2 separate regions of the Homo sapiens genome follow, and region 1 is linked to region 2. Evidence: chromatin loops called from intact Hi-C (ENCODE). Cell type or tissue: B cell. All regions are shown on one strand. Each heading gives the region's core, and the rest is flanking DNA. Links, peaks and the distances in the headings are about the cores only. Region 1 overlaps MED13L (mediator complex subunit 13L). Region 2 overlaps MED13L (mediator complex subunit 13L).

Region 1 (15,847 bases), core at 2,860-10,859, 69 kb before region 2:
GGGAATCGCTTGATTCCAGGAGGCAGAGGTTTCAGTGAGCCGAGATGGTGCCACTGCACTCCAGTCTGGCGACAGAGCGAGAGTCTGTCTCAAAAAAAAAAAAAAATTATCTGTGGTATAGAATAGATTTTATCCTCACATATTAGCTGTAATAATCCTCCTTTAGGAACTCCTGTTTTTCTTGCATTTATATTAGCATGTTTTGGTTATCTTTGTTGGAGTAGAGTTGTCCTCCTTTTTTTAAGTTAATAAAGTGCTTTTTAGAATATATTTTGATTCTAGTTTGAAAAAAAAAAAGAAAACTGCCTTGTATTTTTTCATTGACTTCTTTCTAGATGACAGGAGAGTCAGTTGTGTCCAAGGCAAAATGTTATTTCATTGGCATTTCCATACTCTGGTTTACTATGTATATTTCTCAGTGTTTATTTCTCATTCTAGATGAATTGTGGTGTAGAATCTAATTAAAACTGTATTTCTACTACTTTGAAATAGCGCAGAGCCTTGGCTGACAGCTTTCTACATTTTGTACTATTTTTCAGTATAGTAAAACTCCATTACTGTTTTTCTTTTTTGTCTGTTTTGTTTTGTTTTGTTTTTGAGACAGTCTCCCTGTGTCACTAAGGCTGGAGTGCAGTGGGCTCAAGCAGTCCTCCCACCGCAGCCTCCCCAAATGTTGGGATTATTGGCATGAGCCGCTGCTCCCTGCCTCCATTACTGTTAAAGGATCCTCTTGAGTTGAGTGCATCAAAATTTCATTAGTGTCTTTTTTTTTTTTTTTTTTTTTTGCATAGTTTAAATTTGTGGCTTTAACTTTAAAAGTAGATTGGGGGGGCGGGGAGGAGGGAGAGCATCAGGAAGAATAGTTAATGGATGCTGGGCTTAATACCTAGATGATAGGCCGGGTGCGGTGCTCAGGCCTGTAATCCCAGCTCTTTGGGAGGCCGAGGCTGGCTGATCATGAGGTCAGGAGATTGAGACCATCCTGGCCAACTTGGTGAAACCCCGTCTCTACTGAAAATACAAAAAGTAGCTGGGCGTGGTGGTGTGTGCCTGTAATCCCAGCCACTTGGGAGGCTGAGACAGGAGAATCGCTTGAACTAGGGAGTTGGAGGTTGCGGTGAGCCGAGATTGTGCCACTGCACTCCAGCCTGATGACAGAACGAGACTGTCTCAAACAAAACAAAACAAAAACAACCAAAAAACCTAGGTGATGGGTTAATCTGTGCAGCGAGTCACCATGGCACATGTTTACCTATGTAACAAAACCTGCACATGTACCCCAGAACTTAAAATAAAAGTTGATGGGGAAAAAAAATTGATAGGAGAAGATAAAGCAGGAAAATATTTAAGTCTTCATTAGATCTTTTTACTTAATAATTCTTAATTTGTATTAAGTCACTGAGTTGAATGTATTTAAGACATTTGATATTAAAATTAAATTGGAGTGACAGACTTGTTTCAAATAAAATATGTAATTGTAAACAAGTTTTATGGTGGGGAGTAGAAATTTCAAAAATTGGTAATCTAAAAGGATATTAAACTGAATAAGAATTATTGTGATCTTTTCTTCTCCCTTAAAAAACATTTGACAAATTTATGAAGAAGTGTTTTTTTTTTTTTGCTGGGAGGAGGGGAGATAGGGTCTCACTATGTTGCTCAGGCGGTTTCAAACTCCTGGCCTCAAATGATCCTCCTGCCTTGGCCTCCCAAAGTACTGGGATTACAGGTGTGAGTATGAGGAAGTATTTTTGAGTATAATACAGGAGGCTTCCTCATTTCAATATTATTAAGAAGGATGATTAAATTTATCTGAACTTAATATGAGCACTAATAAGGTATTCAGAAGAGTATAATTGGTTTGACAAAAAACATTTTATGTTGACAATTCTGACTATTGAATTTTCATGCCCTAAAGAGAAATAAGGAAAAACATACATATATCTAACTGGAACATTTGGAACTAGCTCCTAGTATTTGTGCCTGCATGTAAGCCTGGCACAATGCTACTTAAGAAGTTCAAATGTTACCTCCTCTGACCACCACAGGCAGAACTAGTTACCCCCTACCTCCCTCTGTGTACCTCTGATCATCAGATGAGCTTCTGCAGGAGAGTGACCCTGTTGAAATCATCTTTGCTAGGTGCTCATTAACTATCTGTTAAGTGATGGAATTCCTGGACGATTATTCTCCATTCCTCAAGGGAGCTCTTATTGACCATTTGGGTCTTGATCACAAGTATGCTGTTTTTATTTCAGCTTATTTTGATGATTAACTCTGTGTTCTGAATATATTTTATCTAGACTGTATGTACTGTGGCTTGGTAATATTTTAGATGAATTCTAGAATTTCCTTATTAAAGACAATTCCAACTGATCATGAGACATGTTCTTACTCCTCAAAGGAATAAGAATTCATTTAGTGTTTAGATTTTCTGTAGCATAGTAGGCAACCTATAGATTTTTGAGCCTTCTGGGGATTTTGTTTGGGGGCTTGATCCAGAATTCCTTTACTTTCATTCTTTAAGCTGTATAGCAGTGCTTTTGTTCAACATTCAAAAGATTGTTTTCTATGAGCCCAGTAAAATGGGAAATAACCTGGTAGTAGGGAAACTTGAGTTGTATTAAACATTTTTACTAGTATGATCACGTAATAGTTCTGTGCCTCAGTTTCTCCTGTAAACTTGGTGTTGGAGGGCAGGAGGCGTGAAAAATCATTTTGAGTACCTTTTAAGGAAAGCGCTTTGGATGACTAGATGATGTTCTTTAGTAGGAAGAGACCTTTAGTAAATTACAACTAAAGTTATAGAGTAGCCCGAGGCAGTTAACCAGGAGATTGGAATGGTAAAATGACTTGTTTTAAGTATAGCATTTATGTTGTGTTTGTATTTTTTTCTAGGGAGCAGAGGATTAAATTGTTCTTGTGTCTTTCCTCGTAAATAAGCCAAGATTGAGAAGAAAAACTTGAAATTCATTTTTAGTTTTTAACAGTTTTTCGTTACAACCATATATGATTCACAGTTGCATGGTGTGCCTTTAATGCGCTGGGTGATTTTGCTGTACCAACTCTGAGCTATAGCTGGCTGAGATTGGGAATTGAACCGTGGCTCTTATTTGGTAGTTTAAGCTATTAATTCCTTGGCAGTTCTGGAGTGCTCTTTGAACTTTAAATAGCAGTTCTATTAACACTTTGAGATTTGTCTCAGGGAATGTCAGGAATAGTACTTAATAAATATATTTTTCTTCTTAAAGACTAAATCATGTTTTAGTTTGACACACATGTCACAACCCTTACTGTGTTTTGAACAGAGAGAACTCAGCTACTGGCTAATTTCTATTTTCTGTTTAATAATGTGGCAGTATCTAAAAATATTGTTTAGGCTTGTTGAAGGAAGGAAAGCCCTCCCACGAATCTGTAGCGTTTGTATTAGTCATGTTGAATATGAATAGTGTCTTAAGTTGTATCTAGAGGTTTAGAATTTTACATGTAGGTGGTCTCCTGTGTTCTAAAATACTAGAAAAAGTTAATTTGTAAGTTTGTTTTCACAAAAAAACTCCCATCTCTTGCTACAAATGATGGTTAGCCTATTTACCTTGTATATTGTACTTAATTAGGTCTATTATAAAACTCAAATGCTATTTATAGCAGCATTTTTGTGGGAATAAACTTATGCTTAGTGTTCTCATGTAGGGTGTCAGGAGCACCTTTTCTCTGACTTATAGTCCTGGCAGTCAGAGCGGGAGCTATAGCTCCTCTTCTAGGCCAAGGAGAGGATTGCTGTGTGGAAGAGTGTGGAGAGGTGAGGATGGCTCCCTGTGGGAAGAGCAGCAGTTTTGAAGGCAGGTTTTCCTTTCCCTGCTTGTGGGCACCCACTGCTGCTTTCTCTTTGCTGATACTAGTGGCAGGTTCTGTGATGTCATCAGGAAAAGATTCTGTATTTCTTTGCATTTTAGCACTTCCCTTCTCTTTCCTCTCCTCCTTCACTCAGCCCTGGAGACAAGCTTTCTGCTGGCTATTACGTTTGCTAAATGAGGACTTCTGAGATCCAATGGGATGAAAAGGGAATTAGGGCTGAGATTGGACGGGGTAGCCAGTAAACAAATACTTAGAAATGTTAATGTTTTGTACGCTATGTTTGAGAAATTTGAGACATGTATTTTGGAATAATGTACATCAGAAATTATTAAAATCTAGCTTGGGTTAACAAAAGGGCTAGACTGATATGCGGAAAAAAGATCTGCATGCACTATTTAATTTCTGCAGAGGGAGAGTGACATGGACCGCATAATATCTGATAATACTTTGTAGCCAGAGAAACCTGAAAGGGGAGTAATAAAACTGGATGTTGAAGGAATGGATGGATGTGGCTTGCTAGAGAAGAAGGGGAAGGGCATTCTTTGGAAGCTTGACAATTTTTAGTCTTTATTCTTGAGGATCTTTATTGAGGTGGTATGTAGGAGAACACTTCTAATTTATGGTCCTGGTTCTTGGCTTTCTTTTAAAAAACAGTACAAAGACTTATTGAAATTGAATTTTTATTAGGTGGAAAATTTGAAGTGTGGGCAGGCCAATTTAGATTAAGAAATGATGTTAAAATAATTTTCAGTTTTCTAAAATCAGTTCTGAACTTTAAAAAAAGTGCTATATTACGCAAAATGCTAATGACTAAAGTGACAAATATTTCAGAAACTGGACAGACGTGAATCTCAAATGAGCAGATGGGATATGAAACTAAAACGGGAGATAATCCAAGACGATATAGAAACTATTATGAGAAGTGAATTGAGGAAAAACAAGTGTGTTAAATGGTATTACATTTAATAATGTGTTTAAAAGCCTTTCTAGGACTGCTGTCTTACACAGACAAATTAGAATTGTTGAACTGTGTAACCCTTCATTGTTTAAATTCTGTGCATTGAAAACAAATTCGATTTTGGTTTAAGATTACTTCTTATGAAGCCTAGGCTTTTAAGTTGTGAAGGTATAGGTTATATGTGCTTTAAATAGACAATCTAATTTGCTTTCTCTGACTTAAAGGTAAAGAAATGAAATAATGGTGATTTTCAGAGACAATCGTGGTGAACCTTGAAGGGGAGAGGTGTAAGGAGTGAAAGAGAGGGAAGGTTTGCTATTTGGGCAGCTTGGTAGTTCAAATAATTACATTTGACTGTTGAGGGTAGAATCTTGGATAAGTGGGTTGAGGAGTGAATGAATGGCAAGGTAAGCCAGTACAGACACTTTTCAGTTCTATCTGTCTGTCTGTCTAATCAATCTAGAGATGGTGGTTTGATGGGCAGTGGGGTCTTGCTGTGTTACCCAGGCTGGGCTTGAACTCTGGGACTCAAGTAATCCTCTTGCCTCAGCCTCTGGAGTAGCTGGAATTTCAGGCGTGCACCATTGTGTGCAGCTTACTTTTAAGTTTGATTCAGAAGGTTGATTGTGAAGCAAGCAGGAATGGGGGAGTAGGGGAGGGTAAGAGCCTGAAAGGTAGATTTGTGTTTGTTGACTTTGGAGCATCAATAGTGGAAAGACAGAAGGAAAGATGGAAGATACAAGGAAAGTTGATAAAACAAGCCTGGCTGGAGGATGGTTATCAAAAACCCAGCCGATAGTGTTAGTGCTAGAAAAGATGAAGACACCTCTTAGAAATACAAGATGTGATGATCTAAGAAAGGAATAAGTGTGAAGGAAGTGGGAAACAATCTCAATCTTGTAACTTGAGTGTTTTTTGAGTTCAAGGATTAAAAGTAGTGAGCTTCAGGCCGAATAAACAAAATCAATTTTTAAAAATTTTAGCTAGAAATTTTCCATTTTGTTAGTTGATTGCAGCAATCATTTTATTTTTGTTACCTTCCTTTAAAGGTTTTAAAGTTACAATTTCACAAGTATAAAACTGATTTTGAACTAGACATATCAGAACTGAGATATATCTGCTGAAATGAGGAGTATTGTTCAAAGTAGGCCCCCTTGAAATGGATCAAATGATGTTGCCATTGTTTATAATTTTTTTTGTCCTTTTCCTTTGGAATTGCTTTTAGAGACAGTTTAGTTGGCTGCCCCAGAAAATCTTATTTTAAGGGTTGCCTCTTTAGTCAGTGTCTTCTCTCTTTGCAGTTTATTATTTTAGTTCTGCTTTTTGCTCTAAACTGCTGCCTAAGAGTTAACAGTTTAATACCCTTCTGATGAGGGCCTTGCTGCTGATGAGTGAAAGCCCAGGGAAAGCTCCATTTTGGGTATGTTGGCATACATACGTTGTGGATGTATGCCAGGAATTCCAGCCTTGCTTGAACCTCTGCCTTCTCAGGTTCTGAGTCTAGCGATTCAGTGTACTTTGTTTTCATACAGCTTCAGTGGAGGTGGGTTTAGCAATCCATTGATTGGCAAGACAGGATATTGGGACCAATTAAGTGGTGGTGGTATTTTTGCTTTTTGAGGATCAAGGCAAATTATCCTAAGGGTAGAGTAGAATTCTGTGTTGTGTCTTCTCTCTGTCTGACTAGCAAGAGTCAGACATCAAATTGAGGCTCATTTTAGAGCCTTGGGATATATAAATAAATGTATCCTGTTGAGATAATCTCTTAAGGTTTAAACTGAAGTTTGGTTTGTGTGATATCCAACTTCTTACCTTTGACCACTTGGTGTTGCCTTATTCATTGGAGACTGCCTAGTAAGATAGCTAGTAGCTAGCCCACACATGTTGTCTCAGTAATTTCTTCCACAGTTGGAGATTAGCACAATAGAATTTGGAATTATACTTCATAGTAGTCTGCCTGAATAGTTAGTGTGGGAGGAGGTGCAGACGACCCTTTACCTGTAGTAGGGATGTCTCTACTAGTTGTTTAGATTACAAGTTGCAGTGGCAAGTATTATTTCTGTTTTTCAATTCAGAAATATAATGAGATTTTTAGACCTTTTCTCAGTCAGTTTTACTTTTTTTGGTCTTCAGATTACATAGTTTAATTTATAATTCTTTTTTTAGTTTTTTTTACATAATAAAAGAGAATGGGAATCCTGTCAGAAAGCGTTGTGATGTAATCCTAGAGCTATAGATATTTTAGGAAAATTTAGCTACATAATAGTTATTCTAAAAAAATAAGAAAAGGTACTTCAAAAATTTTCAGATTTATGACACCTGAGCCATTTAGCATTTAGAATTTATATCAGAGCATGAATCTTCATCTTAGCAACTAAAGAGCACAAATATTTGCCTCCTGAGATACAAGTTCTTAACTAACATTTAAGTTACTAAAAACACAGTGTTCAAAGTATGTCGCTTTAACTTGAAAAGTGTAATCATCTGCACAGATTGAATCAGGTTTCATGATCCCAAATAGACTACATTCTTTAGTTGTCTACAAATTACTTGAGAGAGATATGTATGAAGATGATATTTTGTTGCTATTTGGTGATAAGGTTGTGAAACTGAGCTTTGCAACCCAGACAGATGGTGCTATTCTTGAATCTGCAAGATCCTATAACATTTAATTAAACAGCGGAATGATTCTCATGAGAATCCATAGTTTGTTATATATAAGCTAATAAGCTGACTTTAGTAAATTGTATAAATTTGATTTGAAGTAGAAGAATTACCTATTCTAGGAAACTATTCTAATGAATGTTAAGATGAGTAGCTTGTGTTAGTGGTTTATATGGTAAACTCAAGGAATATTCCAGATGGAAAAACAAGTGGGACTCACTAAGGTAGGCGTTTATCTTCTAAAGTAACTTTGATTTTGTTGCCAAACTTTCTCATATGGTAGGTGTGATATGCTGTTAAGAACCCACAGAGCTGACTTTAACAATTTCCAGAAAGCTGTGAGAAATTTAGTTATATATGTTAACACCCATTTTAGAAAATATCTATTGATTTAGATTCCTTGTAATCTATCTTATATTTTAATTTTGGAATTGAAAATAGAAATAAGTAAAACAGCCCAGTCTAGTTTTAGTATGTTATGTGAACATAACTCTTTAGCCATTTGTAAAAGTTTGAGTTTGGTGGTAATATTGTATGATGGAGATGAATGAATTTTTTAGTTATATAAATAATTATGTAAATAATACAATAACAGACCATACATTTTTAGACATCATTGCAAATATTCTTTTATTAAATTTACCTTTTCTTTAATACCTATTTTTTAATAGGTAGAAGATAATGTGATGTTTGATGGCCAATTGAAGGACATGAAGGAATTGGGAGTTAATTCTGTATGCACAGAGGAATGCCTGAACTGTTTTAAAGAGGATAATGGCATGATCAGATTTATGTTTTAGAGAGAAAACCCATGTGGGCCCTGTGGAGTATGGATTGTCATAGGGGAAAAACCAAAGGCAGGAAGAAGCTCTTAGAACAGTCTAGGTGTGAGAAATAACGCAGGGCCAGTAGGAATGGAGAGAAGGAAATAGATCGTGTAATATTTTGGAGGTAGAGTTGACAGGCTTTGGTGATCAATTATAAATATGCCATAGAACAGGAATCAGATGATAAACAGATGTTCTTGGTTTTATGGCATTTGCATTCTTGTGTATGCAAAACGGGGAGGAACAGTTGGCAATATCTATCTGCTGAAGTTGTTAAACAGTAGACTTAAGCTTTGATCACAATTGTGTATATAAGAAAGTATTCACTGAGCCTGGGTTCTTGCTTTTAAACCCTACAGAAATCAAAGTTTTAAAGCAAGGAGTAGTGAAAAGAAAGTGAAAACAAACGTTAGCACTTATAATCTGCCTGTTTCCAGAGTTTTTTTTTTTTTTTTTTTGAGACTGAGTTTCTGTTGCCCAGGCTGGAGTACAGCGGCACAATCTCGGCTCACTGCACCCTCCGCCTCTGAGGTTCAAGTGATTCTTCCACCTCAGCCTCCTGAGTAGCTGGGACTACAGGCACCCATGACCATGCCCGGCTAATTTTTGTATTTTTATAGAGACACGGGGTTTCACTGTGTTGCCCATGCTGGTCTTGAACTCTTGACCTGAAGTGATCCGCTTGCCTTGGCCTCCCAAAGTGCTGGGATTACAGGCATGAGCCACCATGCCCAGCCTACAGAAAATATTTGAGACAATAAGAGTAGGTTTTATAAGGGAAGGGAGGGGCAGAAAAAAGGTGGGGAAGATAGGAGAAGGCAAGTCTGGTGCAATGGGTAGAGTGGGGCCTTTGGCAGGTCGTGGGTAGAGACGGTGGTGATTGGAGGTGTGAATTTTGGCAGGGGAAGATTCATGCAAGTTTAGTTATAAGAAATGGGCATGGAAAAGTCCTAATAGGAAGAAAGAAAAGGTGGGCAGGGGAAGGGTAACCTAACAGCAGTTGGCTCTGTATCAGCCTTTGTTACCTAGAGCATCTACTTTTAATAGTGGTAAGCCCAGAAAGCAGATGCATTTTCCTACTGCAGATCTGCTTTGGGATATTCTCGTTTAATTTTTTACATGAAGGTTTTGTTTATATTAATTTCAAATCAGTGATATTTTTGGTAAGAGGGTGAAATAGACATTCCATCTGTTTTCCTTCATGCCTTTGTGGAAATGGCCAGATTTGGGGAACCAGTGGATAGAATAGCGGGGGCATTTGTAGAGACCACAAACCAGTGTTTATCATTGGTACTTATTGCTTGTTTTGATTTTGGTTTCTTTCAAATTTTTGTTCCTATCATTCTATTCTTTGTTTCCGTGACACTTAGCTTTCTGAGTGCACAATATTTTTTTTGTTATTGAGAGCGTAATTGTTATGCCATGTTGTATTTTTTGCCTCACATGTTGGAGAAATTTTTCCTTCCTCGTTCCATGCCTCTCTCTCCATACCCCCTTTTCCTCAGCACATTCCTGGGTTCCTCGTGTTCAGGAGTGCAACCCTGACTGTTGGACTTTATGTGCATCACCAGTGCTCAGTTAAGCGCTAAAATGGACATATGCGCTTCAGAACCTTTTGATGTAATCTCCTTGGTGTGGTGGGGACCCTTTCCAGTTGTTCTGAGTGCACTTATTGGCACAGCGTGTACTATCCATTGTAGATTGGCTGTAAATTAATTCAGCCTTCGTATGTGGGGAGGTTTTTCACTTGGCTACCCTGAAGGTAAAGAGTTGGCTTTCCCGCAGTTGTCATTTTTCTTTACTTTCTCTCCAAGTGAGGTAGTACTAATGAAATACCAAATATTTCCAAGAAATACAACTTCCAAGAAATGAAAACTGTAAAACATTTGTCCATGTTCCAGCCGCTCCATTAGATCAGATTTACCCCAATTCTTCTTCTGTTCTTGTTAATGTGCACATTTTTGTACATAGATGTAATCACAGTGTAAATAGAATTCTTTATTCAGCTGTACTCACTAACATTTCCCATGTGCTTATAATTTTCATAATTACAATTTTAGTGGAAAAGTAATTTCTTTTAAAAATTTTATACAATTTTATGTAATTAGTGTGAGCTTCAAACAGTATGGAAGTGTCTAACACAAAACATGAAGGATCCCTCCCCTCACCTTCAGGAAGGTAACTTCCAGAGGTTTAATTTGTATTATTCCAGATTTTTTTTTCTTGCTTTTGCATGTGTCAAAATTGTTTTATTAGATATTGAATAGATAAACAGAGCATGTGTAAATCACACATAAGGTAGAAAGATTCATGGTACAATGAACACCCATGTACCTAATACGCAGTTTAAGAGAAAGAACTTTTCACCACTTACGGAGTCCTGTGTGTGCTCTTCCTCTCCCATTCTCTTTTCTCTCCCTTCAGAAGTAACTCTTACTTCAATTTCATGTGTATCATTCTTTAATTTTTAAAGTTTTAATCACATATGTATTTATATGTATATTTTTACATGTTTTTGGACTTTTAATATTGAATCGTATTCTTTTGCAAACTGCCTTTAATGTTATGTTCCCACAATTCTACAGTTGTAGTTCTCGTATATCGCAGTTTATGCATTCTGTTGGTGATGGACAGATTTGTACTTAAAAAAATTACAGATAAGAAATAATTCTCCACCTTTTCCTGCAATGTGCTTTTTCCGCTTAACATTGTCTTCAAGTATTTTTATGTCAGTAAATTTAGATATAGTTTACTCATTTTTATTATGTTTTTGAGCAGTTGTATCCTGTTTCATAAGATGGATGTACTATTGTTTGTTTAACCATCAACTATGAGAAACGTTAAGATTCTTTCAATTTTTTGCTGTGTAGTACAGTTATACATTAAAATTGGAAAGCTATAGCTATAAACAGTTTAAAAAGATGTGTCAGTTTACATTTCTATGGACAATATATAATGCCTATTTTTTTCTGTCCCTGCCTGTAATGGAACTTACTCATTTTAACTTCTGCCTCTACAAAAAAAAAAAAAAACCCTCAATATTTAAATTTTCAATTTTTGGATTTCTCGTGAGATTATGAGCATCTTTTCATCTATATGGGTATCCAGATTTCTTCTGTGAGTTTATTTTTCAAGTGTTTAATCTCTAAAAAGCCTTTTTTTTTTTTTTTTTTCTGAGATGGAGTCTCACTCTGTCGCCCAGGCCGGAGTGCAGTGGTGTAATCTCGCTCAGTGCAACCTCTGCCTCCCGGGTTCAAGTGATTCTCCCGCCTCAGCCTCCTAAGTAGCTGGGACTACAAGTGCATGCCACCATGCCAGGCTAATTTTTGTATTTTTAGTAGAGACGGGGTTTCACCATGTTGACCAGGCTGGTCTCGAACTCCTGACCTGAGGTGGTCCGCCCACCTCGGCCTCCCAAAGTGCTGGGATTACAGGTGTGAGCTACCGTGTCCGGCCGTTCTTTTTCTTTTTATAATAAAATTTCCAACCACTCACTAAAAGGAATCTGTATTTCAAGTCAGACCTTTACATGTTCTCACCTCAGAGCTTTTGCTGTTTGTAAAGAGTGCTTGCTGCAGGCGTGCACTGCTTAACTACCAGCTACATGCATTTTCTCATGCTCACAAGATCCTTTTGAGGTAGAGTCTACTATTCTCATTTTTCAGATAAGAAAACTGAAACAAGAAATTTAAGTAGCTTGTCCAAGGTCACACAGGAGCTGAATCTCTTGATTCAAAGCCTGAACTTTTAACCAGTAGTACATTTGTATTTTATGTTTTTCTTTCTTCTATCTAAATTCTTTTAGGACTTCAGTGAAGCTCCTCGTAGCTATTCCAAACATTATTGGTCTCTTTCTTTTTCGAGCCTTTTGAAAATTAGCAGTGTAGACCATATAATTTAGTACAAGTGCTAAGGTAGAAATCACTGGAGCATATAGATTTGCCTGAGATTAATGGAGTGATAATACAGTTTACGTTTTTTTAAAGTTTCATCAGAGATTAATGGAGTAATATACAGCCTACAATTTCTTCCCAGAGATAGGGAAATAGATTTTTTTTTGTCTTAGACTGTTCCAAATTGAGGAATCATTTGGAAAATGAAAAATTATAAAGATAGCTTATTGTTTTGATTGATGACTGGGGCAAGGTTAAAAAACCTACATAACCATGTGATCTAAAAAATAAAAATGATCACCTCGATAAAAGTCTTTCAGTTTTTTTTAAAGTAAAAGCCAGTTATTAAAATAATGTCAAAATGATTTAGTATCACAATCATATGCTTATTTAAAAATAGACAAATAGCTTAAAAAGTAATCTCTTTTTCTGTACAGGCAGCTTGGAGGCCTGCATTTTACAACTGATTTGGTTGTCAAGGGATCTGGGCTCTTTCTGTCTTGTTACTACACTGTTCTTAGTTTATGGCATATAGTTCAAGATGGCTATTCAGACTCCAGTCATCAAGGTTGCATTCTAGGTTAGGAGGAGGTGGAAATGTGGGAAGGACACACCGTCCTTTAAGGAAACCTCCAGGAAGTTGCCTACAACACTTCTGGCCATACTTCAAGGCCTTACTTAACTGCAGGGAGGCTGGGAGATGTAGTTCTTTAAGTGGGCATGTTGTTATCCACAGCAGTGTAAAGTGTATGTTACTATGGGGGAAGGAGCCACTCATGTTTGTGTAGACAGTGCCTGCCTCGTAAATAATATACGTTTCTGTTTATAGTCTGTTACTGCAGCTGAGAAGCAAACCATCTTAATATCACTAATGAACTTCATTAAATAGTTCAATTCCCAGAAATTTCACAAGAATTCTCTTATAGTTAAGGTTAACAAATACAAATCATTTAATCAGTGTCCTGAAGTAGTCAGACATGAAAATAATTTATTTGAAAATATTGTGTATACCTCTAAACGATTTACACTTACCAGGAGATGTGCAAGATGATACTTTGGTTTTATTAAAAGTAGTTTGTTTTGGGCTGGGCACGGTGGCTCATGCCTGTAATCCCAGCACTTTGGGAGGCCGAGGTGGGCGGTCAAGAGATTGGGGCCATCTTGGCCAACATGGTGAAACCTCGTCTCTACTAAAAATACAAAAATTAGCTGGGCGAGGTGGCGCACGTCTGTAGTCCCAGCTACTCTGGAGGCTGAGGTGGGAGAATCGCTTGAACCTGGGAGGTGGAGGTTGCAGTGAGCTGAGATCAATCCACTGCACTCCAGCCTGGCAACAGAGCAAGATTCCATCTCAAAAAAAAAAAAAAAAAAAAAAGTAGTTTGTTTTCTTTGAGAGATTGTTTACATGTATTCTTCCATTAATACATACATTTCTTATTACATTTATTGAGGTATACTTTACATACAATAAAATATACTCACTTTAAGTGTACGGTTTCATAATTTTGACAAATGTGTATATCTGTGAAACCACTGAAATCAAAGTAGAGAACATTTTTATGATGCAAAAAAGTTCATACATGTCCTTTTGCAGTCAGGGTCTCCCCCTTGCCCCTCAGCCTTCCTCCCCTCCAGGCAACTACCAATCTGCTGTTACTGTAGAATCATTTTGCCCTTTCTAGAATTTTTAATAAATGGAATCATATAGTATGTAATCCTTATTTCTGGTTTCATATTATTGCTTAAGTAGGGTTTTTTTTTTTTTTTGCTAAATAGTAGTCTCTTTTTTGGATATGCCACAATTTGCTGTTGGCTGTGAAAATTAATGTACTGCTTTTTGTGTGGGACATATGTTTTTATTTCTGTAAATAACTAGGAGTTTCACTTTATAAAGAACTGCCAAACTTGCAAAAAATAAAATGTTTGTATCATTTAATATCCCATGAGTTTTATAGGAGTTCTAATTGCTCTGCATTCTTGCAGCATGTAGTACAATGAATTTTTACAAATTTCAGCCATCCTTGTGGCGTGTAGTACATGTTGTGAATCTTTTATCTAAAATGCTTGGAACCACAAGTGTTTTGGATTTTGGATTTTTTCAGATTTGGGCATATTTGCATTATACTGGCTGAGCGTCCCTACTCTGAAAATTTAAAATTTGGAATTTCCTTTGAGTGTCATGTTGGCATGCAAAAAGTTTTGATTTTGGAGCATTTTGGATTTTTGAATTAGGGATGTGCAGTATGTAGTAACTTATTTCAGTTTGTAATTTTTTGATAACAGATGAAGTTTAACATCATTGCATGTGCATATTAAGTCATTCGTATATCTTTTGGGAAATATCTCTTCACATCTTTTGCCCAATTTAAAAATTAGGTTGTTTTCTTACTGAATTGGAAGAATTCTTGGAATATCCTGGATACAAGTTCATTGGCAGATAGATGTATTACAAATGTATTCTCCTAATTTGTGGTGTGCCTTTTCATTTTCTCACTGTCTTCTTTGAATAACAAAAGCTTTAAATTTTGATTAAGTCAAGTATTACTTTTATAAATCTATACTTTTCATGTCCTAAGACATCTTTGCCATCCCAAAGCAGGAAAGTTTTTTTCTTATGATTTCTTCCAGAAGTTTTACAGCATTAGTTAATTAGGTTTAGGCTTGCAATCCAGTAACTTATTTTAAGTTAATTTACATGGTGCGAGGTGAGGATTGAAGTTCTGGTTTTGTTTTGCATACGTTTAGCAAACTATTTAAACATCATTTGTTGAAGACTTATTGAATGACCTTAGAATCTTTGTTAAAAATTAATGGACTCTATGTGTGCATTGCTTTTTTCTGGGTTCTATATTCAGTTCCTTTGATCTACATGTCTGTTATGCCAGTACTACACTATGATGATTACTGAAATTTTATAGTATGTCTTGAAATTAGGATAAATTCTCCGACTTTGTTCTTTTAAAAATTGTATTGATTCTTCTGGGTGTTTTGCATTTCAATATAAGTTTTAGGATCAGCGTGTCAATTAAAAATTTTTTTTCTGTGGGGATTTATTTGTGATTGTATTGAATCTGTAGATCAAATTGGGAAAATTGACATTTTAACGATTTTAAATCTTTCAGTTCATGAACATGGTCTGGCTCTTCATTTCTCTAGATATTTAATTTCTCTCAACATTGTTCCGTAGTTCTTAGTATATAGATCTGGAACATACTTTTATCAGATATATTCCTAAGTAAGTTGTGTTTTTCAATGCTGTTTTAATGGCTATTATTTTAGAGTATTCCCCCCCACCCCCTTTGGACACAGAGTCTCACTCTGTCACCCAGGCTGGGTGCAATGGTGCGATCTCAGCTGACTGTAACCTCCGCCTCTCTAGTTCAAGCAGTTCTCCAGCCTCAGCCAGGAGAATCATGGTAGCTGGGATTACAGGTGTATGCCACCATGCCTGGCTAATTTGTTTGTGTTTTTAGTAGAGACAGAGTTTCATCATGTTGACCAGGCTGGTCTTGAACTCCTGACCTAAAGTGATCTGCCTGCCTTGACTTCCCAAAGTGCTAGGATTACAGGTGTGAGCCACTGCACCTGGCCATTTGAGAGTATTTTTTGACATGTTTACTGTTAGTTTATAGAAACGCCATTAATTTTTGGAT
Region 2 (15,847 bases), core at 4,118-12,117:
GAAAGACTTGAGTGAATCTGTGGGGAGACGCTGACCGTGAAGAACCCCAGAGGCTGTCAGGGGAAGAAGGTTAAGGGTTGGTGGATTTTAGAGAGAGGGGAGTTCCTTGTGCATCACAGCCACAGGAGATTTAAAAATGCGTAAGCCGAGGCATGGGGCAATGAAGTAACTTGCTCAGTGTCATACAGCTTGGTGGTGATGCAGTTAGAATTGCAATTCTAACTGATCTCTAATAAGGCTGTGCTTTTTCAACCATTTCCATTGTACTCTCTTGCCTCTAACTGTTGTCTGGATAGCTATAATATTTGAGTAGATACAGTGTTATATTTCTCAAGTTGATGACATTTCATCCTTAAATTCAAGACTTAGGTCCTATAAATTGGTGTTTTTCTTTATCTTTTAAAAAATCTTAAGCTCTGTAAAATGATTCTGCTTTGAACGAAGGGTACTTATATCTGCCAAAATCATTATTGAGCTTCTCTAGTCATTTATTTTCTTGAAATTGAAATGAAACTTTCTGAACACAGCCTTACTGAATATGGATTTCAGAGCCATAATAATGCTTCTTGCCTCTGCAGATTCTGAATTGATCTGAGTTTGGCAGTGAATTATGTATGTGTTATTTCAGGAATTTTGCACATGCCCTGCTTTAAACCACTGATTATTTTTGTAAAATGCTGTTGTGTGGATTTGGCTCATTCCATTGACGCTGAACTCATCAGATGGCTATATTGTCTTCTAGGAATGTGACTTGAATTGATTAAATGGCATAGGCAGCAACATCTGTTTTGTAAAGCTAGTTTAGTTTCCTAAAACTTTAAATTTTCAAATTTACAGCTTACAAAGAGAATGAAGCATATTTCTTTAATGCCATAAAAAGACTTTCATGGAGTTTTGATGATAGCTTGTTTTAACCTTGCCCTTAACCTAATTCTTTTTAGAACTTATTTTCTTACTGTATTATATTGCTCATTTTCAAGAAAAAGACATATTTGTAATGTTGGAAACTTTATAGTCTTATATGGATGGCTCTTAGGTTTTTCAGATCATTCATCCATTTGAAGACCTGCAGAAAGCTTTGGATGGTCTCCTAGAAAAAAAAGCACCCATACACGTGCTCCTAAAACTCTGTACAATTGTGGGAGGTAAAGCTCACCTGTACAGATCCCCCTGAAGCCTCCTGCCTCCTTGATGTCCTTTGCTTCACATGTGTTATTAAATGCATTAATAATGCTGCTGACTGTGCACATAAGTTACCTTTCTTTATACACAGCTTATAGATTTGTTGAATATTTGGATCACCATTTTTAAAAATCAAATGTTTTATGATGTTGATCTACATGTGTCATTTTTATTTCTCGGGGTTAATGTCTATTTTTATTCTTTTTCTCTCATCCTTGTAATTTCTTTTTTAGTTAAGGAAATGTATCCATCTCAGGGTTTCTTCATTTATTATTACAACCCTTATTTGGATGGACTTAATGACCAAAATTTATATGGTATTACAGTACATAGGCTTACCTGATCTAATCTTGTAGAAGACTTTTCTTGTATACTTCTTCGTGTAACATTTTCAAATAATATTTTCAATTTGGGATAGAGGACTTTAAAGAAAGTTAAGACTTGGGTAAAGATAGATACTCTCATATGACAACCCATGGGGGCTTTTTAAAATTATACTAGTGGATGTGTATTTTTATATTCAGTTGATCCTAGTCTTTGTACAGTCAGTTTTCTTTTACAATCTGGAATTTTGCCCATGGTTTCAAGGCCAGCATGGGTATTTACTAAGTAATCTTGAGGATGACTGTTCTTCTTTTGTAACCTGCTCTCTCCAGATCTGATCTGTATCTGTTTTAACCCAGAAGATGTGCCCTTTTGCTTACACCATCCCTCTTGTTTTAAGTTAAAAAGACAAAAGCTACCCGATCTACTATGTCATAGGAATTATTATGATATTCTCTACCTCTCTAGCCCTGTATTAAAAAAATCTAACTTGCTGCGTAGTGCTTTTATTTTATAAACTATTTTTAATCATTAAAAAATTCAAATTTATTGATTAAAATATAAATTGAGGCACAGTGAGTCTTTGAAGTCTTTGAAGTGTGCTTAGTATAGACTTAGTGTACTACTGCTGGTTTCATGCACCAGAACGCTTTGATTATTGTGTTTTTTCTCTCCTTGTGGGGTGTAGGCTCATTGAGGACAGTTTACGTACATATTCTTCTGTTAGCACTTTTAACATAGTCCCTGTCAAGTAATTCAACAATAGTTGAACAATTGCTAATTGAATGAATTCTGAAAGTTTCACAAATTAGACCTGAAAGGAAAGATTATTTTTCTCACCTGTTTTTCTTGAAGTTTCAAATTATTTTGAACTACAAATGGTATTTCACTAGTAAGTGTGAAAATTTATTGTGAATATAATTAATGTCTTGCAATGTGTGATGAGAAAGGTGGCTATAGTACACTAGATTGTTAACATTGTACAAAGTACAAAAGTTCTTTGGAAATGTTGAATGACTGCAGTGTGGCCATTATTACTTTTTTCCTGGGGTAAGAAGGAAATGCGATAATTAAAAAAAAGGCAGGGGATTGGTAGTACTTTATTAAAGAAATCTTATGTTGCTAAGATAATTTAGTCATGTAATTTTTTAAAAAACAGGCTATTTAAAATAATGTTTGCTTTTTCCTTCTTCTTCTCCTTTTTTTTTTTTTTTTGAAAAGCATCCTCCTGCCTTGGCCATCCAGAGTGCTAGGATTACAGGCATGAGCCATGGCGCCCGGACTTTTCCTCCTTTTATTTCAACCATGACAATGTATTTTGGCTCTCTGCTGATTTAAATTATATTTCGTGGAAAACAGTATGACGTCCAAAATGCTCATATAACCTTGAACTTGAAATTATTTTCCTGAGAAAATTTGTCCTTCTGACTGATGCTCTTTAGTGTATAAAGGTATTAGTTGTAATTGATTGGCTTCTTAAATGTTGGAAGTATGGTGTTAAGGCAGATAGATTTCTTTATTTCTTGAGGGGTGGAGATTAGATTTTGATACTGGACCAAAAAATGATTTTTCCTGATATAGGTTTGAATTAAAAAAAAAAAGTAGCATTTAAAAAGTATGGATTCCTGGTCTTAAAATTTGATGACTGTTTAACCAAATGGGAACTGTTTTTCTGAAAGTGCTTTAGGGCAATCAGTGCTAATGCTTTTACATGCTTACTGAAAGTAGAAACCTAGGCATTTGATCAGAGTATTTTCTAAGAGATAGAAAATGTTTAAAAGTCAGATGATAAGCTTGCATAAGCCTCAAGGGTGACACAATTTAGTATTCCTAAATAAGGACTTAGTGTTTCTTGCAGATGAGGATATTGCAATAGGAAGCTATTTGACATAAAAATAAAGTGTGCGTGAAGTGTGCTGTATCACTTTTGTGTAAACTCTCTTTTTGATTTTCTTAAGCAGAAATGGCTGAGATTGGGTTTACATAGTCTCTTAAAATCAAAGCTTGCTTTACTGCATAGAATAAAATGTGTTTCTCTGACTGACTAGTACTGTATAAAATAGCCTACCTCTCTCATGCAAAAACTGATATTGGACAGAAGATGGAAGAGACAAGATAAAAAAAATGGGACCAGAATGGAAAGGGAATCACAGAGGTGGCTAGTATTAGATTCCCAGAGCAAGGAGAAAGAACAAGCAAATAAGAACATGGTAACTTTTTCTCTAAATGGGTCAGATAGTAACCTCTACTTTATAGTCCCTAATCAGTGTGCCCACCTGTAGACATAGAAACTTTAGTGGTTCCTAGGGGCAGAGAGGGTGGGAATCAGGCCTTAAAGAGAGGCAGCAGGAGACATTAACTTTGTGTAATTGTACTCTGATGTACTAAGACTTAATGACTTAGGTTCCTTAGCATCTATATCTTTTTCCAAAGCTGCAGCTGTAATTCATTTTACTATTTCTCCTAAAGAGTGTCCATTCAGTGTTATTATTATTCATCAAATAGGTTTTGCATGCTTACTATGTGGAGGGCAAGTCATAAGATCTGTAAGAGGAATTTCTTGGATCCCTTTCTTTATGGCGCTCTTAGTCTAGGGGAGGTGTTAGAGGCAGGATGATGGACACTAAGAAAGATGTAATTATAAAACTGTTAAGTTATGGCAACATTAACTGATAGTCAGGATGCAGTGCTTCCCAGGAGAAACACTGTGCTCCTTTGACCCCATGAGTGGAGTTGTCAGAGAAGTCTCAGTGAAGAGGCACATCTAAACTTCTGTAGGGGGTCAGAGAAGAGACAGCAATTTATTCAGTTTGGGATTGATGAAAGTATTGCAAATGTAGGCGGCACTACTGCCTTTACAGAAGAGTTAGATTTCACCAGGAAAGAAGGAAGGAAAAGGTACTCTAAGCAGGAAACACAAGAAAGGCATGAAAAAAAATTTTTTTTAAAGTATGTGATATGTGTGTGGGATATGTTGAATACCCTTGGGTTGCTTGAAATAGAATTTTGTGTCAGCAGGGGAGAAAAAGGTAGGGTGAGGACAGCTTGTGATATAAGATGGATGGTACAGTTGAGACCTAAGCAGGAGGAAAAGATGAAATATTTTAAAAAGAATTTTTTTTTACATTGTAGTTCTCTGGTACTTAAAATATGTAATATATGCAGTAAAAATTATTGGGTTCTTGGTGTGTGGAAGGAAAGTAACAAATAACATCATGTTTTGGTTATCTGCCATACATAAGCACTATTGATGGTATTATTGTTAATGACTTTGTGCATTCATAGGTGTTTGCTAAATAAGTGTTCTCTGTAAAAATTTCTTTTCAATGGAAATTCTTGCTTTTATATGAACATGTTAAAATTCTTTTGGCTTTCTACAAAAGAAATGGATTGCTGGGTGATAAATGCCAATTTAAAATGTTACACTACTTTGATTAAAAAATCATAAAGAGTTGCTTTCTAATTTTCATGATTTTTAGCTAGCAGCTGGTGAGTAACTGCTTTTTTTTTTTCCTTTTTTTCTTTTTTTGAGACGGAGTTTCACTCTTATTGCCCAGGCTGGAGTGCAATGGCACAATCTCTGCTCACCACAACCTCCGAATCCTGGGTTCAATGATTCTCCTGCCTCAGCCTCCCGAGTAGCTGAAATTATAGGCATGCGCCACCATGTCCGGCTAATTTTGTATTTTTAGTAGAGATGGAGTTTCTCCATGTTGGTCAGGCTGGTCTTGAACTCCTGACCTCAGGTGATCCGCCCGCCTCGGCCTCCCAAAATGCTGGGATTACAGGGGTGAGCCACCACGCCTGGCCAAGTAACTGCTTTTGAAGCAGTTGGAGCTCCCATTTGTGTCCCAGAAGAACATCTTACTGATGAAAATAAAGTAGTGGTTGTGCTAAATGACTGAAGAATGGACAACGAGATAAAGCAGAGAACAGAGATAGAGTTCCTTATGGCAGTGGGCCAGAGTCCTACTGACATGTACAGATAACTAAAGAAAGCGTGTGCTGTGTATCTTGTGCTGTCAGATAGATGCTGACTGAACCGTGCTAGTTAGGGAGACCAGCCCTTCAGCCGAGTACACGGTTTCATCTTTGCAGTTAGGCTGCAGGACTGCTGCTGTATTTTCATCCACCGGAGCTTAATATAATTTTAAGGATTATGTGGGTGGAGGCTTAGACTAAAGTAAAGTGAGTGTGCTGTTTATCACCAGCAAAGAGTATGCTTTGTCTTGAGAGAGAGACACTGAACTGATGTTCTGTCTTATTGTTTGTGTTTTCAGACTTAATATGGTTACTGTTCAAACTACTATATATCTTTGAAAGATTCCCATTGATATGTATTCCCATCAAAAAGAATTACTAAGTATATAACTAGATATAAATGCCTTCAAATTTTGAAGACATGTCTGTCTAATGCTAAAATTAATGCACTTTTATTAATCTGATAGTGCCCCTAAAATACACAAAACTTTAACCAGCTGTATGTCTTAACTAGTTTAGATAAAACCATCAGATTCTTAAGCTATGTAGACACAGCTGGACCACCAAAAAGAGAGTTAAAATTTTATAATATAAATGCAGCCTAAATTATCAGCATTATTACTTTTCTATTTATTTTAAATTTGGAGAGAAAGGTTAAAAGATACTTCTGATTGAATAAATTGTGTTGATGGCAGTAGGTTTGCTTTTTGATTGTATATTTGGTTTTAGTTAACAAGAAATCCTGTTACTCAATTCTGTAATCTACTATTCTAGTACTCTTCTACCCCAATCACAAGTTTTATTGCCACCGTTTTGGAAAGAAAGCACTCTTATCTCATGTGTCATTTCTCTGGGTGTTAGAAACTGAATTTAAAGGACTATTAAGTTGCAGCCGAAGCCGAAGACTGGGCCAGTCAGACTTTTTTTTTTTTTGTTAATTGCACCTTACTTATTGGCCCTGTTTTCAATTTTGCTCTGTGGAAACACCCAGAGGACCTCTGTGGTGTTCTTGGGTAGCATGTATTCTGTACACAATTTGGCCCTCTAAAGTGAGGTCAACAGTAAAAAATATAATTTAAAAATTAAGCTAGATGAGTTCAACCAGTAATTTTTTTTCTTGCTACTTGAAAGTTAGATTATCCATTAGGTTATAATTTTCTTTGTTATGTTGTTGATCTGGATAATATATGATTCAGTGTAATTTTTTCTTTTCTCATTGCCTCTTTGCTTGTTCTGAAACTGCTGTTAAATATATCATTGAACCTTGTTTTCTGGCCTCCATAATATATCTTTAAAACTTCTTTGCCTCTGCAACTTTCTAGTTAAATTCTTCATTATTATTCTCTAGTTTATTAACTCCTTTTCAATTTTTACTGTTTACATTTTATCTCTTACTCAGTTTTTCATTTCCATTGCTTATTTTAAAATTATTTAAAACTTACTTTGAGTTAAAATATTCATTCTTTAGCTTTTAAATTCTTTTTCATTTCCACCTAGCCTTGTTTCACTTCTGCTTGTTGTGATTTTTTTTCCCTTTATAAAAGAAATTTTACTCTTTTATAAAGAGTAAAAGAGTGGCTCACGCCTGTAATCCCAGCACTTTGGGAGGCTGAGGTGGGTGGATCGCTTGAGGTCAGGAGTTCAAGACCAGCCTGGCCAACATGGCAAAATCCTGTCTCTACTGAAAATACAAAAATTAGCTGGTGTGGTAGCGCACACCTGTAATCTCAGCTACTTGGGAAGCTGAGGCAGGAGAATCGCTTTGAACCTGGGAGGCGGAGGTTGCAGTGAGCCGAGATTGTGCTACCCTAGCCTGGGTGACAGAGCCAGACTCTATCTCAAAAAAAGAAAAAAATTTTAAGCATACTATTTTCAGGCTTTTCTGTTTCTATTTTGTTTGAAGGGATTTTGTATTTCAGTTGCTGTGTTTTTATTCGTTTTCTTTATGTCATGGTACAGCTTTGACTGGGAAGTCCCCCCACTCCCCACAGTCCCTTCTAGTGGTTTTGCACGTATTCTTAACTGCTTCTCCCTGTTGCCCCCACCCCCACCAAGGTCTTAGATTGGCAGCAGAGGGCACTTGTCTCCCACTGATGGTAGATACACCTGCATCTTTGTTCCAGTTGGCCAGGCAGTGGGATAGTGTGGCTGAAGCCCTAGTATTCTCACTTTCCTAGGCACTCAGTTTCTGAGAAGACATACTTCCTGAAAGTCCACACAGCTTACTTACCCCCAGGCAGCTGTTAGTAGCAGTTTGTTTTCAGCCCAATTTCGGCCTCAGTCCCTTATCTTAGGTGGGCCACTTTTATTCCTGTTTCTATAGGATCTGAAACCTAGGCCTTCACTGGTTCCTTCTGAAACCAGAGCCTAGCAGCCCTATACCTTCTGCCCACTCTCTGTTACATATTTCTGTTTCATGGTGATGCTGGTCTTTTTTAGTTAGGTAGGTCTTTAAAATGTCTTCTCCAGGATTTTGCCTGTTGTTGCTTTGTATTTGAAACAGGGTGGGTTTTCAAAGCAATTTATGATGCCATCTTGATTGGAAGTTCCAGTAAATTAAAAAAATTATTTCTAGCTTATTATATTTCAGTCATATTTTATTTTTAACAAGCTTTTGATTTTTTAAACAATCTTGTGAATCTTTTCATATTCTCTAGAACATATAAATATTTCTCTTTATGCAGTTCAGCCAAAGTTTATTTAGCATTGTGGGCTTAATATTTTCGTGATGCTTTTGAATGTGGTTAAGGTGAATTTGATCAGATGGATTGAGGATTTGTAGATGAAGTAGTCCTGAATGATTTTTACTATGATTAGGAAATACCCTGTACTTAAAAAGAAGTAGGGGTGGCTGGGAGTGGTGGCTCATGCCTGTAATCCCAGCACTTTGGGAGGCGGAGGTGGGTGGCTCACCTGAGGTCGGGAGTTTGAGACCAGCCTGACCAACATGGAGAAACCCTGTCTCTACTAAAAATACAAAATTAGCTGGGCGTGGTGGTGCAAGTCTGTAATCCCAGCTACTCAGGAGGCTGAGGCAGGAGAATCGCTTAAACCCAGGAGGTGGAGGTTGCGACGAGCCGAGGTTGCACCATTGCACTCCAGGTTGGACAAAAAGAGCGAAACTCTGTCTCAAAAGAAAAAAAGAAGTAGGGGTGTGGGTATAGACAGGGTTATTTTTTTGTTTTTTGTTTTTTTAAATACCCTTCCGTCATCTTCTCTTCTTTTGTCATTTACATCTACATCTTTAAAAATTGGAGATAGGAAATATTCTGATTGAGTAAACTTATTTAGGTTCTGGTAAAGTTTTGTAAATTGCTGAAAGGCTGGAAAGTTAATTGGAGCTTTTTAATAGTGAAATTGAACTTTGTTAATGTCTTTTTGCTAACTACTTTGATCAGCTTTAATCTTTGACTAGCTTCTCATTGAGTTCATTCATAAAGGTATTTCTTAGGAGACTGATGTACAGTGATCGGTTTACTTGTGAGTTACATTCTTTGGACTGGATGTGATTCTTGATTGTGACTCCTACTATTCCCATGATGATTTCCTTTCTCTAGAGAAGCAGATATGTGGTTTTCATTTCTTTGTGCTTTTTCCTTTGATTTTGGGGACTCTGATTATTAGTAATTAGAAATTCTTACCTTTTTTTTTAAACAAAAATAGCGAGGTATTAGTGATTATTAGGAGTTTTTTTTTTCTGAGAGATTTCTACTTTACACTAAATCTTCATCTTGACCAGATTTGACAATGCATTTAGATAAACTACTTGAGAATTTTTTTGGAAATACCGAAAAATAATTAGATGACTCACATTTCAAGTACTTCTAAAACAGTAAGTTAATATGTAGACCTATTCTCAGTTGATATTTGTGCTTGAGTTTAAAGTTTAGATGTTTTGTTCCTAAGACAAAGCATGGACAATATAGTACTTCTATTACATTGAAAAATATTTTTGATTATTTCTAAAATAAATAAGCTTCAGGTTAAAAACTTAAAATTATTAAAGACAGGATTTTGCTTTGTTGTCCAAGCTGTAGTGCAGTGGCATGATCGTAGCTCACTGCAGTTGCAAACTCCTGGGCTCAAGCCATCCTCCCACTTCAGCCTCCCAAGCAGCTGTGACTACAGGAGTGAGCTACCATGCCTGCCTAATTTTTGTTTTTTTTGTTGTTGTTGTTTCTTTTTGAGAAGGCGTCTTGCTCTGTTGCCCAGGCTGGAGTGCAGTGGCATGATCTCGGCTCACTGCGAACCTCCGCCTCCCCAGTTCAGGCGATTTTCCTCTGTCAGCCCCCTGAGTAGCTGGGACTACAGGCACGTGCCACCATGCGTAAGTTTTTGTATTTTTAATAGAGACGCGGTTTCACCGTGTTAGCCAGGATGGTCTTGATTTCCTGACCTGGTGATCTGCCCGCCTCAGCCTTCCAAAGTGCTGGGATTACAGGCATGAGCCATGGCGCCCGGCCCATGCCTGCCTGATTTGTAAATTTTTTGTAGAGACAGGGTCTGCCTGTCTTGCCCAGGCTGGTCTTGAACTGCTGAACTAAAGCAGTCTTCCTGCTTTGGCCTCCCAAAGTGCTGGGATTATTGGAATATTAGAAATAAGGGTCAGGGTTGTTTTTTTAATTATTCCTTAAATTGTTCTTGTTATTGTCCTGGAAATGGAAGAGTCTTGAACTGTCCAGCTTCCTGAGTAGGTTGGTATAAAGACTTTGACATATTTATGTTTCCGGTATGTCTAATGTGACTTAAGGATGCACTGCATCCCTAGAATAAGTCCTATGATGTTACAGAGAATAAAACCTTTATACTAATAAAGTATATATTGTTAACTGAGATTTTATTTCTCTCATTAAATGTGTTTAAATGAGATTTTAAGTTTCATTTCTTATTAGCTTTGTTTTTGCATTTATATTCATATTTATTTTCTCCTGTGTTTACTCTCTTAGATTAAGCAATTAGAAATTGTGTTACATTTTTCTTCAAAACAAATATAACTAACAGATATTAGACAGTTAAATTTCCCCAACTATGTTGGCAGTTTTCAAATGTTGACATACATGCCATGACATTTGGGAGGCAAGAGAATGCTTGGCTACATAAGGGATGGGGTCTGTTCATAGAAAGGGAGATGTGGATCCAGGGCACTGGTTGTACAAAGGCAAAAGCCACCACCCTTCCGTTGCCCTGAAAGTTTATTTTATTGCTCTCTTTTAATTGTTTTAGTGGGCATTAAATCTTAAAAAAATTTAACCATTATCTGCTTTCCTAGCATTTGGATATTAATATTTTAGCACACTCATTTTAACTACATTCTATTGTCATTAAGATAATTAATACCATTTTAGGTAGAATAAAAATTAATAGTTTGTGTGTATTCTCTTCTTTGCCTTCCCTTTGATAGTTCCTCGGTGATTTGAAAATAATTTGCCTTTTTTACTTTTGATGCTATAGTACTTTTTAATTAAATGTAGATTTTTAAATTAATTAATTAATGAATTAGGGATGGAGTCCCACTGTGTTGCCCAGGCTGGTCTCCAACTCCTGGGCTCAAGTGATCCTCCCATCTCGGCCTCCCAAAGTGCTGAGATTATAGATGTGAGCCACCGGGCCTGGCAAAACGCATATTTCTATGCTCTTAAAAAAATTCTAATTTTTTAATTTGATAGTTAAAAAGAGATACATGTGGCTGGGTGCTGTGGCTCATGCCTGTAATCCTAGCACTTTGGGAGGCTGAGGTGGGTGGATTGCTTGAGGTCAGGAGTTTGAGACCAGCCTGGCCAACATGGTGAAACCCCATCTCTACTAAAACACAAAAATTACCTGGGCATGGTGGCGGGCGCCTGTAATCCCAGCCACTAGGTAGACTGAGGCAGGAGAATTGCTTGAACCCAGGGGGTGGAGGTTGCAGTAAGCCAAGATTGGGCTGCTTCACTCCAGCCTGGGTGACAGAGTGAGACTTTGCCTCAAAAACAAAAACAAAAAACACAAATAATAGATGCATGTTTAAATTCAAAGTTTGATTATTGTTACCCAGTACTGATCCTTGAGAGCACCAATGTACTTAATAAACTGTAAATAAATAATAGTTAGAAGGTAGAATTTTGTTTGAAGTATTTGACATTACTGTTACATTCCAAATACTGAAGTATTTGGAAATTACTGTTCCTTGACTGAACCAAGCAGTGATTTTCTTTTCTTTTCTTTTCTTTTTTTTTTTTTTTTGAGACAGAGTCTCGCTCTTTTGCCCAGGCTGGAGTGCAGTTGTGCAACCTCTGCTCACTGCAACCTCCGCCTCCTGGGTTCAAGCACTTCTTCTGTCTCAGCATCCCGAGTAGCTGGGACTACAGGCACGCACCACCACGCCCGACTAATTTTTGTATTTTTAGTAGAGATGGGGTTTCACCATATTGCTCAGGCTGGTCTCGAACTTCTGACCTCAGGTGATCCACCCGCCTTGGCCTCCCACGGTGCTGGGATTACAGGTATGAGCCACTGTGTGCAGCCCCAGTCCTCAAGGTAAGCAACAGAAGCATCCCAGGATAGGAAAGTCTCATACTTTGATTGACAAGGTCAAATTGTATCGTTTTCACATGTTTTTAAAAAAGTACTTGTACATCACAATTTATACTGTAATTAAAACAAGTAAACCTTTAAAAGCATGAAATGCAAAGGAGTACTTAGTTTTGATTAATTGATTTAACAAAAAGTATGAGATTGTTTGACAGGTTGCCTAAATGGTAATGTTTTGGATTGCTTCCTGAAAAAAATAGGGCTTGAAGCTGTTGATGTAAGGCATATGTTGCATAATAAGGAGGAATGTGTTTTAATTCAGATTTGATGTAGTGAGCAATTTTTCTGTATTCACAAGTTCCATACTTAACAAAAATGAACCTACTTGAAAACTATTTCAAAGCAATAATTCATTAATTTCCTTTGCAAATTTTGAGAAGGTCATGTTCAAACATCAAACATAATAATCCATAACAATCCATCAAACACAATAATCCATTGATGATTATCAAACATAATCATCCATTCATGATTTTAAAAACTCTCAGAAAAATTGTAGTGGGAGAACTTGATAAACTTGTATCTGTAAAACTTGAGAAAGAGCATCTACAAAAATCCTATAGCTAAGATTATTCTTAATGGTGAAAAACTGAATAATTTTCTTCCTAAGATCAGGAACAGGACAAGAATGTCCACTCTTGCCATTTTTATTCAATATAATACCAAAGTTCTAGCCAGTGCAGTAAGGCATAAAAAAGAAATAAAAGACATACAGATCAGAAAGAAAGAAAACTGTCCCAGTTTCCAGATAACATGACTGTTTACATGGAAGATCCCAAGGAATCTATTTAAACTTCTCCCCTCCCCCCAAAAAAACATCTAGAACTAATGAGTGAGTTCAGCAAGGTCACAGGGTACAACAAAATAAACACACAAAATCAATTGAACTTCTGTATACTAGCAATGACCATATGTACACAAAAATTAAAAATACAGAACCATTTATAATTGCTCAAAAAAACCCTTTAGGTTTAAATCTGACAAAGGTCTTATAACTCTAAAAACTACATACAGCTTTTCAACCATTGCTATTGGAGTGGTTGCACATCCATAGTCCAAACAATGTCTCCTGACCTGTCTCAAACTTTATGCAAAAGTTTATTCAAAACAAATCACAGACTGAATGGAATAAGTAAACTATAAAACTTTTGGGAAAAAGAAATCTTTGGCATCTAGGATTATAGTTCTTAGAACTGATACCAAAAGTACAATCCATAAAAAGATAAGTTGGACTTTATCAAAATTTAAAGCTTTTGTTCTGCAAGAAACCCCTGTGGGAGGAAGAAAAGATAGGCTACAGAATGGGAAAAAATATTTGCAGACCGCATGTCTGACAGAGAGCTAGTACTTGTATATATAGAGATTTCTCAACGCAAAGTATTAAAAAAAAATCCAACTAGTCCAATTAGAAGATGGGCAAAAGATACGAAGAGATATGTACACATGGCAAGTAAGCATATAAAAAGATGTTCAGCATCATTAGTTTTTACCAAAATTGCCATTTAAAACTACAGTGAACTATCATTACACACCTGACAGAATGACTAAAATGAAAAATTAGTGACAACACCAAATGCTGGAGAGGATGTTGCTGGAGGGTGTATAAAAACTGTTTGGAGTTTCTTAAAAAACAAAACATGCCAACTATCATTTAGCAGTTGTATTCCTGGATATTTATCCCAGAGAAGTGAAAACGTATGTTTGTGCAGAAACCTATACGTAATGTTTATAGCAGCTTTATTTGTAAAAGCCTAAACTGGAAACAGCCCAGGTCTCCTTCAGCAGATGAAAGGTTAAACTGTATATCCATACAATATAATACTACTGGGTAACAAAAGGAACAAAGTCTTGATATACAGTAACCTGGATAAATCTCCAGAAAATGATGCTGAGTGGAAAGTAAAATCTCAAAGGTTATATAGTGTATGATTCCATTTATGTAACGTTCTTGAAATGACAAAGATACAGCAAAATTAGTAGTTGTCGGGGTTTAGGAGGGGTGGAAGTGGGAGGAAAGTTGGTGAAACTATAAAAGGGGAACATGAGGCATCCTTGTGATGGAAATAGTCTGTATCTTGACCATATCAGTGTCAATATGCTGGTTGTGATGTTGTACTACGGTTTTGGAAGAGTTAGCATTGGGAAAACTGGGTTAAGGGTACACTGAATCTTTTGGTATTATTTCTGACAGTTGCATGTGAATCTCTGACTATCTCACACAAACTAAAACTTAATTGAAAATTAATGTAAGTGAATTACTTTTCCCCTTACTAGCTAGGGACTCATTTGCCGTTTTACCTAGCTTGTTGGCATTTGTATATATTGCTGGGTATATAAAATTTGAACTGAGATCACTCTGTTTCTGTGACTGTTTTCATTCTTTGTAAGTTGTTGAAAATTGAGGATCTTCAATGTATCCTTTAATTTTGGTGTAGATTTCTTTCCCTGTACTTTTTTACATGAATACTTATGCTCAAACTATTCAAAAACATGGTTTTAGAAATGTAAAATTGGTTTTGTTAGCCATAATATAGTTAACTTATTCCTTTATGTTTATAATTTCTTTTCAGGATTAATAATAGCAGCTGTGACATGACAGTGATTTTTTTTTTTAATAATTTGTTAATTATGTTATGTAAAATGTAATACTGGTGAGGAGCCAGTAATGTTGCACAGATTATCGTAGTCCTGAAAAACCACAAATAAATCCAATGAATGAGTGAGAAAAGTGACACTGTTGTTGGCACTCTGAAATTCTGCAGGGACTTACATTGTGGCTAAAATCAACCCTACCTTCTTGCTGTGTTCAAGAGGCTTTTCACTGATTTCTGTTGACAGGAAAAGCCTTTTTTTTTTTTTTTAACTTATAAAAGAAAAAGAAAAAAAGCAGTACCCTCCAGGCCCTGTGTATTATTAAGATCTTTTAGTAGCGAGTTGCTCTTTCTCTGGGAAATCGGCTGTTAAAGTCAGAGGGAGCTCTTAATAGTTTGCATGGTATTTGATTAAATGGAACAGTTGGATCAGTACAGATTCCAGATTTAATAGAGCAGATACTCACTTCTATACATCCCCTATGATTAGCATAGTTATATCTTCTATATTATAGAAATATAATTTTAGGATATACTCTTGTACATTATAAAATAAGCATGTTAGAGAAAACCTGATAAATTGAACTTTTGCAGAGAAAGACTTAAAAGCATATGACTAAAATATAACTTCTACATAAAACAATATGTGTCCAGCATTGTGGGATAGTTTATAGTTCTGAGGTGATCTATTAAACCATGATACTGGAAGAAATGACAATGATAGACACTGACATAGGAGCATTATTTGTGTGTCAGGCTTTGTTTAAAGCACTTTTTATGTATGAACTCATTTTATCATTACTGTGAGGTAGGGACTATACTATGATTTCCTGCTGATTGACAGGAAACTGAAGCATGGAGAGGTCAAGTAGTCTCTCAAACCAAAGAACACGTAAGTGAGAGAGGAGGGGCTCTGGCTCCATAGTCCTTGGTCTTAACCACTATTTTGTATTGACTTCCATAGAGAAAATAGCCCACATTATAGCTATGATAAAATGCAAAATTTCACTTTATAGGTAATAGCCTGGAATCGGTGAGCTGGAGTCATTAAGGCAGTTCGGCAAAAACAAAAAACATGGGGGCAAGTGTGGGTAGGAAAGTGCTAGCTGCCTGAGTACAAAGCATTGGGTATTAATAAACATGCTGTGTGCGGCATAGCAGGAAGCAGCTGTTTGGAGTTGAAGGTTTGTTTGGGAGAG

What was found. A loop is a pair of places that touch in the nucleus more often than their neighbours do. Peaks named below come from ENCODE experiments on the same cell type or tissue, not always from the same donor. Only the 100,000 strongest peaks of a DNase experiment are listed, where the experiment ranks them.
Region 1: a loop joins it to region 2, with 2.4 times the contacts of the local background. A loop is called at or near these places in 4 of 110 quality-filtered maps.

Annotation. Positions count from the first base shown.
Region 1 is chr12:116,254,405-116,270,251 of GRCh38, reverse strand. All of the region lies in intron 1 of MED13L (mediator complex subunit 13L), which reads left to right. Among named protein-coding and RNA genes, the nearest start is that of MED13L, 15 kb to the left of the region's middle. In B cell, for the core only: no CTCF peak of the experiment used is centred there; a DNase peak (open chromatin) is centred at 6,169; H3K27ac peaks cover 819 bases.
Region 2 is chr12:116,186,954-116,202,800 of GRCh38, reverse strand. All of the region lies in intron 2 of MED13L (mediator complex subunit 13L), which reads left to right. Among named protein-coding and RNA genes, the nearest start is that of MIR620, 46 kb to the right of the region's middle. RefSeq lists a silencer at 5,323-5,617 and an enhancer at 5,323-5,617. In B cell, for the core only: CTCF peaks have their summits at 7,327 and 7,532 (motif pointing right); DNase peaks (open chromatin) are centred at 6,980 and 7,620; H3K4me3 peaks cover 1,339 bases; H3K27ac peaks cover 4,614 bases.